Linked DNA regions of Homo sapiens: region 1 is linked to region 2. A link is a contact called in ENCODE Hi-C or POLR2A ChIA-PET data. All regions are on one chromosome and are shown on one strand. Each heading gives the region's core, a stretch centred on a gene start or an enhancer-like site at or near the end of the contact. The rest is flanking DNA. Distances are from core to core; before and after follow the strand shown. Region 1 has its middle 25 kb from the start of DYM-AS1. Region 2 overlaps CTIF (cap binding complex dependent translation initiation factor).

Region 1 (5,483 bases), core at 2,370-4,869, 180 kb before region 2:
CTTTTCAAGCATTAACTCATGCAGTCCTCACACCAGCCCTCAAGATAGGAATTGTCAGCCCCATTTTGCAGGTGAAACACCAAGGTCCAGTGAGGTGAAGCACCTTGATCTCACTCACCCTGCAGGTGTATTAGCTGGGCCCCTAGGATGGAATGGTGTCTCATGCTTTCTACATGTGACCTTTGGGGCATTTGAAGCCGGGAGTGTGCTGGGTGTGGACACGGGATAGCTTCCCCTAATTGCCCACCTTCCTTCTCTTCCTTCCTTTCCTGCCTCCCTCTCAAGCCATCCAGCCCTCAAGAGTAGCTGCTCTGGAGGCCAGTGTAGTGGCGCAGGCCTGAGGCCTCAGTGGAGGAAGGCTCAGATTCAAGGAAGACACACACGTGGCAGGCCCTGGAGGAGAGGCAGCCCAGAGCCTGTCTCCTCCTGGGGCCTCGGCCCTGAGCAAGCTCGGCCCTGAGCACATTCCCTCCTTCTACTCCCCACTCCCCTGAAGGTCCTGTGCTCTGCCCAGGAAGGGCATGGAGTCCAGGTCTGCCTAGAGCCTCGGGTTGAGGCAAAGGGCACGATGCCAGCTGGCCTCATCAGAGGGGTTGAGCCTGCGGGTATGAGGGCGAAAACTCCAGGCTGGGTCCTGGATCTGGGGGCTCCGAAGGCTGTGGAGGGAGCCACAAGGCACCCCTTGCTCCACCAGACCCCAGCTGCCTCCGCCCCACCCCACAGCCCAATTCACCCAGCAGATTCAGGAGAACAGAGACCTAATTATTTCTACCAACGGCCTTAACGAGATTTCACAGAAAGGCTCAAACTGCTCCCCCATCTCCTCCCTGCCACCTCCACCTTCCCTGCTCTCCCATCCCAGGGCCTCTTGTGCTTCTTGAGAACCTCATTTTTCCAGGATACTTTTCCATCAAAAAGAGACTAATGAGCCTGGCACGGTGGCTCAGACCTATAGTCTCAGCTACTTGGGAGGCTGAAGCAGGAGTATCAGTTGAGTCCAGGAGTTCGAGTCTAGCCTGTGCAACATAGTGAGACCTCATCTCTAAAAACTAAAAAGTAAATTTAAGGCTAGGCACTGTGGCTCACGCCTATAATCCCAGCACCTTGGGAGGCTGAGAATGGCAGATTGCTTGAGCCCAGGAGCTCAAGACCAGCCTGGGCAACATGGCAAAACGCTGTCTCTATTAAAAATACAAAAATTAGCCGGGCATGGTGGTATGTGCTTGTAGTCCCAGCTAGTTGGGAGGCTGGGGTGGGAGGTTCGCTTGAACCCAAGAGGTCAAGGCTGCAGTGAGCCATCATCACACCACTGTACTCCAGCCTGGGTGACAGAGCAAGACCTTGTCTTAAAAAAAAAAAAAGAAAGAAAGAAAGAAAAGAAAAGAAAAAAGGCAGGATGTGGTGGCTCACTCCTATAATCCCAGCACTGTGGGAGGCTGAGCCAGGCAGGTCGCTTGAGGACAGGAGTTTGAGACCAGCCTGGCCAACGTGGCAAAACCCCGTCTTTATTAAAAATACAATTAGCTGGGTGTGGTGGCGGGCGCCTGTAGTCTCAGCTACTCAGGAGGCTGAGGCGGTAGAATTGCTTGAACCCAGGAGGCGGAGGCTGCAGTGAGCTGAAATCGAGCCACTGCACTCCAGCTTGGGCAACAGAGTAATACCCTGTCTCAGAAAAAAAGAACAGAGATGCTTGATGTCACTAATCATTAAGGAATGCAAATCAAAATGACAATGAGCTAGCACCTCACACCTATTAGGCTGGCTACTATTTTTTTAAAATAGAGAAAATAAAAAATGTTGATGAGGACGGAGAAATTGGAACCCCTGTGCACTGCTGGGGGTAGGTAAAATGGTGCAGCCGCTGTGGAACATAGTACGGTGGTGCCTCAAAAACCTCCACATAGAATTACCATATGATCCAGCAATCCCATTTGTGGGTATGTGCTCAAAAGAACTGAAAGCAGGGTCTTGACGACATTTCTGCACACCAGTGTTGACAGCTGCACTGTCCACCACAGCCAAGGGGTGGAAGCAACCAAATGACCCTCCGCAAATGAACGGGTAAAAAAAATGCGGCCTATCTACACGATGGAATACTATTCAGCCTTAAAAAAGAGAAGGAAATCCTTTCATGAGCTACAACATGGATGAACCTTGAGGACATTATGCTGAGTAAAATAAGTCAGTCACAAAAGGATAAATACTGTATGATCCCACTTTTACGATGTATCTAGAGAAGTCGAAATCATGGAAACAGGCTGGGCGCAGTGGCTCACGCCCGTAATTCCAACACTTTGGGAGGCCCAGACGGGTGGATCACTTGAGGTCAGGAGTTCGAGACCAGCTTGGCCAACATGGTAAAACCCTGTCTCTACGAAAAATACAAAAATTAGCTGGGTGGGCTGGCACATACTTGTAGTCCCAACTACTCGGGAGGCTGAGGCACAAGAATCGCTTGAACCTGGTAGGTGGAGGTTGCAGTGAGCGGAGATCGAGCCACTGCACTCCAGCCAGGGCGACAGAGCAAGACTCTGTCTCAAAAAAAAAAAGTCATGAAACCAGAAAGTCAAATGGTGGTTGCCAGGGACCGGGGGGTAGGGAAGAGGAGTTGTTTAATGGGAACAGAGTTTCAGTTTGGTGAGATGAGAAAGTTCTGGTGAGATGAGAAAGTTCTGGAGATTTGTCACATGGCAAGGTGAACAAAGTTAACACCACTGAACTGAACACTTAAAAATGGTTATGAAGGTAAATTTTATATTATGTGCTTTTTACCGCAATTAAAAACAAAAATAAATATAAACTGACCAATGAACAAATTATAAAATCTTATTTTAGTGGATAGCCTGTGTTTGCTTGTTTAGGGGCTTAGAGCTCTATTTTTACTGATACACACACTGACTTCATTATATTTTCAAAACCCAACAAGCAGGTCACCTCCATTCTCATCGGCCAGCACCTTCTCCCACCGCAGCCCTGTTCTAGCATCCCACGGCCTCTCGAGATCTTACGTCTTCCCCAGCACCCTGGAAGGGCCCTGGGCAGAGCACAGGGCTAAGACCTGATGCCTGGCCGAGGGTCTTGGAGCCTGAGGACTGTTGGCTCCTGCAGGACAGGCAGCTCTGCTCAAGCCAGGAGAGGAATGTCAGAGCCCAGAGGGTGCCCAGGGCCCCTGAGACGCTTGCCAAAAGGGAAAAGCTCAGCAGCTGGTCAGGGAGGGGACGCTGGGCAGGAGTCCCTTGGCTCTCAACCTTGGCTGCACACTAGAATCTCACGGTTACATCAGAATCAGGATATTTTAAAGCACCCTAGGTGGTTCCAGCATGGAGCCGAGGCTGAGAACCACTGCTCTAGAGAATGGGATGGAAGGGTGTCCCCACGGGGCTCAGGACTGGGCCTGTTGTCAGTGGGAGGTCTGGCTCGGGGCCAGGACACCCTCCCAGCCTCCACCCCAAGGCTGGTGAGCGCAGCTCTCAGCCGCACCTGACCTTAGTCAAGAACTGGCAGGCAGGCACCAAGGGTCCCGCCTGGAATTCCAAGGCAGTCACGCATTCCCCACCACCCTGGGAGCCAGGGGTGTTACATCATGTCCAGGGCCCTGAGTCACTACGGATGTCTCTCCTGATGGCCACAGAAAAGCAAGCACCCAGCAGGAGGGAGGAAGCTGTGAGCACAGCCCCACGCCCACGTCCCCTCTCAGAGCAGCCCCATAAACAGGACCAAGCTATTTTAGGGGAAGAAGATCAAATGTGGGGATCAGTTCCCCCAGCTACTTTTGACTCAGTCCTTCAGGCTATTTCTGTGAGGGCGCAGGCTGGTGTCACCCCGCGTCACCAAGCACTCTGGGCCTGAAATTAAATGTGTCTGCTGGAAGAATGAGTGTGAATTCCTATAGGATAGATGGTTGCCTGGCAACACAGTGTCACGGCCAAAACATGGGCCAGGGCAGGATGGGCGCGGGAGACACTCAGGTTTGCAAAGTGCCAACTCAAGCCTGTGACAGTCTCAAGGGTCTCTGAGACTCAAGAAACTGATATTTGCCCAGGACGCCTGTGGACCTTTAATCACAACGAAAGAGGGTAGAGTGTGGAGCTGAGCCTTGTGCCTCTGGACACATTACAGCCTGGGCCTCTACCAGGACCCAGCACCGAATTATGATCAGTAATTCTGTATTATTTTCCTGAAGGAGACACTCTTGCAAATTGTGTAAGCTTCAGGGCCCCTCAAAACCTGGAGAATCTTCTGACCCCTTTCCATACCAAAAGAAAAACTTCTACGTGTGAGTATCCAGATAAATTTTATGTAAAATAAACACCCCGGCAATGGAAGGCTCATGGACCAAAGCTTTGGTCAAACACTCAGTTAAAATCAGTTCTGGGTAAATAATTGGGAACTGGCAGGAACTTTAAAATCCACCTAGCTCGTCCCTTTTCTAAGAGAGGGAAATGCAGCTCTGAGAGGTAAGGCGGCGCTGCCCCCCTTAGAGGGTTTTCAGCAGCGCCTCCCATCTCTGCAGGTCCCTGGAGCTGGCAAGAAGGGGAATTGACCTATGATTAGTTTTGAAAACGTGCCTGGGAGGTGAAAGACACAGGGTGCAATGTGGCATTTTTATTATTCTTGTGATGTCATCACTTTGAGAAGCTTATCTATACACACATCTCCCCACCCAAACAACAAAGTCAGCTTCAAAAAAGAAAGCCCTGAAGCAAGCTGTTTGTTTCATGAGTTGCTTAGCAAGCCAGAGGCATCTGCTCTCCAGATTCTAAAACTGTAGGTGTCGTGGGCCGCAGAGGCTCCCAGGTCTTGCTGGCCCTGGCCTGCCCTCCCCAGGGCAGCCAGGCCGCAGCAGTGTCTGGGGGGGTAGGGTCAGTTCAGGGTGGTGCCCAGGAGGAGGAGAAGGCCTAAGCCAAGACAAGCCTCAAAGCCTCCTCTTCTCTAGCGCTGGCCCTGCCCCACTGACTTCCAGAAACCTCTGCCAGCCTCCCTGCCTTTGCTCCCAATTCACCCGTCCTCCAGAAGTGAGACCTGGAAAGAATTGCAGAGGTCATTCCATTGTAGCAGCTTTTCAGGTGGAGCCTTGAGGCTCTGATGTGCTCGGGGTCTGCGGACCATGGGCTGCTGACCTCTCATGCATGCTTGGGGGTTTTTTGGGTTTTTGTTGTTGGTTTTTTTTTTTTTCTGAGTCAGGGTCTCACTCTGTCACCCAGGCTGGAGTGCAGTGGTGTGATCTCAGCTCACTGCAACCTCCGCCTTCTGGGTTCAAGTGATTCTCTTGCCTTAGCCTCCTGAGTAGCTGGGATTACAGGCGCCTGCCACCGCGCCCGGCTAATTTTTGTACTTTTAGTAGAGACGGGGTTTCACCATGTTGGCCAGGCTGGTCTCAAACTCCTGACCTCAGGTGATCCACCCGCCTCGGCCTCCCAAAGTACTGGGATTACAGGTGTGAGCCACCGTGCCTGGCCACCCTTGTGTTTTTCTGAATCACC
Region 2 (5,135 bases), core at 1,559-4,058:
GCACTTTTCCACTTAACTCCCTGTGGCTAAACCGTCTCCCTTTGCTAACCCCCAAGTCATGCCCTCTGCGTGGTGGACTGGGGGTAACCAGAACACTGCCCACCCACACATCATCAGCAGTGGCAACAGAGGACCATGTGGGCTAGCGCCCCAGCACTGGGCTACACAGCTACAGCCCGTCCCTCGAGGGGCCTAGGCATTCATTCGTTCATTCATTCATTCATCCTCCTTAAAAATATTATTGCCCCATTGTGTGACAGGCTCTGCACTAGGAGCTAAGATAAGACATATTCATTCATCACTGTGATACAAGAGAAGAAAGTATAAAAAACCAAGGAGCTGGGTTCCATGGGATGGTCGCTAGGGAAGGTTTTGGGGATGGGGCCATGAAATACCACAGTCATACCAGTGCTCAACAGAAAGGTTAATATAGCTAAGGTGTGGAGACCACACAGGAGGCCACTGCAAGCATCCAGGCAGGATGAAATTAAAACCTCAGCGCTCTGAGAGCTGAAAGATAAGAATCTGGGGTAGCTTAAATAATATTCAGAAAGATATTTCCCCTACCTCTTGTCTTTGGTTTTGGCCATATGTCTTGCTTTGGCCAATAGAATGAGGCAGGAGTGATGGTGTGCCAATTCTGATGTGAGGCGTTAAATATTTATGTTGACTTTCATGTTTCTTCTGTCATCCTAAGAAGACTCTCTCTGGGCTAGCCTGATGGTCCCAGGGAGAAGGTGGGCAACATATGCGACAGGGCCTCACCTAAGTCTAGCCTAGGTCAGGTGACCCCCAACCAACCTGCACACACACCATCTACATGCACGCTTACTGCTGCGTGCCACTGAGATTTTTATGGTTGTTTGTTCAGCCTCAATAGCTGACCAATACAGGAGTGACACAAGAGACATTGTGAAGGTCAATAGTACTTGCTAAGTGGTGGGTTGTAAGGGTTGATGGAAAGGGGAGACTCCAAGATGACGCCAAGATTCTTGGTCTGGGTGACTGTGTCACCACCAAAATAGAACATGGGAAGACAGGTTGTAGAATGTGACTCAGAGCATTCCCACAGCCCAGTCCCCCACACCACTGCTGACTTCAGCCAAGCATCCTTGGCACCAGAATCTCAGCATCTCCAGAGATGGAAGGCCCTCAGAGATGACTTGGTTAACATCTGTCCCTTGTGAGTGATGAAGGTGCAATCTAGAGGGTGGGCCTTGGTCTCCTCAGGTGGCAGGTCAGGGGCTGGCTGAGAAGCCCTGCAGTGCCAGCTTTGGATGAGCCTAGGCCACAGCTTATAATGACCTGAGTTTCATCAGTTACAAAAAAGTATATACTTGTGTGTGTATCTATAACTATTTTGATATCTATATTTATATGTAAAACAGTAACAGCAGCAGCTGCTATTTGTGAGCCAGACACTGAGCCAAGGATATTAATTGTGGTATTTTACATAGTTATCACAATGGTCCTATAAGGCAGGTCCTATTACTGCCCCATTTTATAGATGGAGAATCTGAGGATAGAGAAGTTGTGTAACTTGCCCATGACTATGAGCCAGTGGCAGGGCTGGGATTCAAACTGACGTCAGCCTGCTCTGGAGACCAAACATTTTTTCTCCTTATGGTGTTTTTTATTTTTCAAAAAATGTTTTTGTGTATATTTAAGGTATACAACATGATGCAATGGGATACATATAGGCAGTAAAAAGGTTACTATAGTGAAGCAAACAACATATCCATCATCTCACAGTTACCCATTTTTGTTTTGTTTGTTTTTGTGGCAAGAGCAGCTCTTATGGTGTTTTTAAATTGGAAAGTAGTGCATCAGAGCCCACGCTTAGTCACTCTCCAAGTCTGTACTTTCCACGAAGCCATTTGTCCACACGGTCCCTTGTAAGTGCAGCCATGCCTGCAGACCTCATGGGCCTCATATTGACCCCTCAGGCCTCCTGCCTCCCCACTCCTTTCTCACTGAATTGTCCACCTGGGTATGATTGTAGAGTTCTGCTGTTTATCTTTCACCCAGGGTGAAAAGGGACCACAAGAGACTCCAGGGACCCCGCAAGTAGTGCGTGCCCAGCATCTTTGACAGCTTTGTCTCTTCTCCCTAGTCCAGAGCCTGGAGCAGGCAGTGTTCACAGGGGGTCCTAGCTGTTCAGGGTCTTTGTGAATGAATGAATTACATTGCCTGCCACCCCAGGGCCTGCCAAGGACCCTGCACTACTGGGCTTGAAGTCACACATCTTTTGGTGGTTTCATTCTCATGAACCTTTGTTTATCCCACAATATTCTTATGTGATCTGAGCAAGAGTGGGCATTACCATTCTCATTTTAAAATGGGGACAACTAAGGCACAAAGATATTAAAAGACATGACTAAGGCCACACAGTACTAGAACTTGAATGAAAAATTAAGCCCCTTCTCTGCTCTGGGTTAAACGCTCTTGCCCTGGTTGTACATTGGAGTCACCTGGAGGAACTCTGAGGCTGCTGATGTTGGGACCCCACCCCGGAAAGTCTTGTGTAACTGGTCAGGGTGGGGCTCAGACACTGGTAATTTTTGGCAGCTCCCCAGCTGATTCTAACGTGCAACCATGGCTCTGAACCACAACTCTAGGCCTTTATCAAGTGCTAACTCGGGTGTTAAAATGGTGCCCCTCTATCAACCCCCAGCTTGTCATTTCCTTATATTCCCTAAAAATACCCATGAAGGCACACATCAAAGAACAAAGTCCCACAGCAACACTGAGAAGGAAGATAACAGTTCCCCAGCAGACTCCTCCCAGACTCAGGAGGTGACATCATTAACTAAAGTGCTGTCACCAACAAATTCTGGTTGCCCAGGGGACCCAGAAGACCAAAGACAGGGGGTAGCTTGAGGCTTCAGCCCCTTCCTCTATCTGTCTCTGGCTGGTAGACAGTATCTGTCAGTACTAGCAAAGCCCTGTGCCTGTGTATTAAGGCAGCTCCCATCTGCACCACCCTTATTCCAGGCCTTGGAGATTCGGGGCAGTGCAGGGGCAGGAGGAGACTGGGTGAAATGCTGTGTCCTTTAAGGGATGGTGCTCTCAGGCAAAGCCCTCTGGGGCAGGAAAAAACTTGGAGGCAGTGTGTACAAGGAACTGAAGTTTTAAAAAATAGATTGCATCTGATCAAAGAACTAGCTCTTGACTCAGTTTCTTCCTGATCATCCATGGCATCAAGAGAGCATTCTGTTTTGGGCTAGCAAAGGTTACTAGGAGATTGAATGCCTGCTAAATATTGGAAATTGGATTTGAGATGAGCTCATGAAGCCACCCTCCAGCTTTAGGTCTGAGAGGGAGACTCTGCCTAAGCAGACACCAAGCTAGTCCAAGGCTGATGCGCACAGCAAACACAAAAGACCAGACAGGGGTGATCTCATTCAGGATTGAGGGAGGCGCAGAGCAATATGGCATCTACACAAAAATCCTGCCTGGCAGAATAAAGGAGCAGTGTCGTGAAAACTTAATGGAAATGTGTAACTCTGAACATATTAATGACAATCAACCAGATATAAATAAAATGAAAAACTCAAGTGCAAAACATGTGGGCTTGTATGTAAGGAGAATGACAATATAGATTCTATGATGTGTGAATAGGCATTCGAAGGAAGGGATTGTGATTAGCTAAGCAACTCTCAGGCTGAAATGAAGTGTGAGACAGGAACTGGGATTAGGAGAGAGCCAATGGAAACTAGAAATCCAACAGCAAAATCAAAATGAATTGGAGGCAGTAAAGGATAGAATGGATAATGCAGAAAAAGTAATGCAGAAGATAAACTTGGAAACCACCTAGAGAGCAGAATAGATAAATAGACCAGAAAGCTGAATACAAAGATAAATAGACTAGAAACAAAAAGAAAAACGATAGAGAAGATAGAGAGTGGACATCTAGTCTGTGAATTAGAGAAGTTTTCAAAAAGCATACCAGAATACACAGAACAAAGAGAGCAGAGAAATAAACTTTCTCACTGAAAATAAATAATAATAAAAATGAGTTGACTCTTTGGGTAAAAAGTGTTCACAGTGTTCCGGAAGTCCCTTGCCCTGCCCCAGTTTTACTTAGCGGAATAATTTTCTTTTCTTTTTTCATTTTTTTTTTTTTTTTTGAGACAGGGTCTCGCTTTGTTGCCCAGGCTGCAGTGCAGTGGTGCGATTAAGGCTCACTGCAGCCTCGACCTCTTAGGCTCAAGTGATCCTTCCACCTCAGCTTCCTGAGTAGCTGGGACTACAGGCATATAACACTATGCCTGGCTAACTTTTAAATTTTTTTGTAGAGACAAGGTCTACGTTGCCCCCGCTGAATTTTCTTTTTTAGTTTCGCAGAAAAAGAAAAATTTAAAAACAGCTACGAAGGAACAAAAGACAGTCTTCTTACAAAGGAAGAAAAATCTGGTTGGCCTTATACTTCTTTATTTGAGGTTAAAAATTCAGAGACATGAAGGCAACGTCTTCATGAGTTTGAAGGGAAAAGAACAAACCTGCCTATGAGTGAAAGCGAGAGAAAGATCTTACATAAGCAAGTTCTAAAACAAATCACTCCTACATGTTTATCTTAAAAAATTCAATGCTGCAGTTGCTATGAAAAATAGTATGGCCAGCTGGGCGCGGTGGCTCACACCTATAATCCCAGCACTTTGGGAGGCCAAGGCAGGTCGATCGCTTGAGGTCAGGAGTTCGAGACCAGCCCGAGCAACATGGTGAAACCCCGCCTCTACTAAAAATATAAAAAATTAGCCAGGTGTGGTGGTGGGTGCCTGTAATCCAAGCTACTCGGGAGGCTGAGGCAGGAGAACTGCTTGATCCCGGGAGGCGGAGGTGGCAGTGAGCTGAGATCATGCCACTGCACCCCAGCCTGGGGGACAGAGTGAGACTCCATCTCAAAAAACAAAATAGTATGGTGATTCTTCGAAAAATCAAAAACAGAATTACTATATGATCCAGCAATTCCACTTCTGGGTATATATCCAAAGGAAATGAAATCAGGATTTCAAAGAGATGTCAGTATGTAGCATTACTGACAAGAGGTGGGAGCAACCCAGGCATCCACCCACAGATGAATGGATCAACAATACGTGATATATACATACAGTGGAATACTATTCAGCCTTAAA

Evidence for each region. Hi-C counts contacts between places; a loop is a spot of excess contacts on that map. ChIA-PET counts read pairs that join two places held with the same protein, here RNA polymerase II (POLR2A). Pooled maps may share reads with other maps.
Region 1: a loop to region 2 is called in a pooled map, with 2.1 times the contacts of the local background. The contact joins two enhancer-like sites. A Hi-C loop is called at or near these places in 4 of 50 pooled maps. POLR2A ChIA-PET finds 5 or more read pairs at or near these places in 3 of 52 experiments (GM12878 and activated CD4-positive, alpha-beta T cell).

Annotation. Positions count from the first base shown.
Region 1 is chr18:48,996,412-49,001,894 of GRCh38, reverse strand. No RefSeq gene overlaps it. Among named protein-coding and RNA genes, the nearest start is that of DYM-AS1, 25 kb to the left of the region's middle. RefSeq lists enhancers at 83-993, 4,681-5,379 and a silencer at 1,586-1,775. Within about 2 kb of position 3,619, at least 24 of the 41 ENCODE cell types and tissues checked have a DNase peak (open chromatin) inside an H3K27ac peak, as active enhancers do.
Region 2 is chr18:48,811,749-48,816,883 of GRCh38, reverse strand. All of the region lies in intron 9 of CTIF (cap binding complex dependent translation initiation factor), which reads right to left. Among named protein-coding and RNA genes, the nearest start is that of CTIF-AS1, 28 kb to the left of the region's middle. RefSeq lists an enhancer at 2,553-2,712. Within about 2 kb of position 2,808, at least 11 of the 41 ENCODE cell types and tissues checked have a DNase peak (open chromatin) inside an H3K27ac peak, as active enhancers do.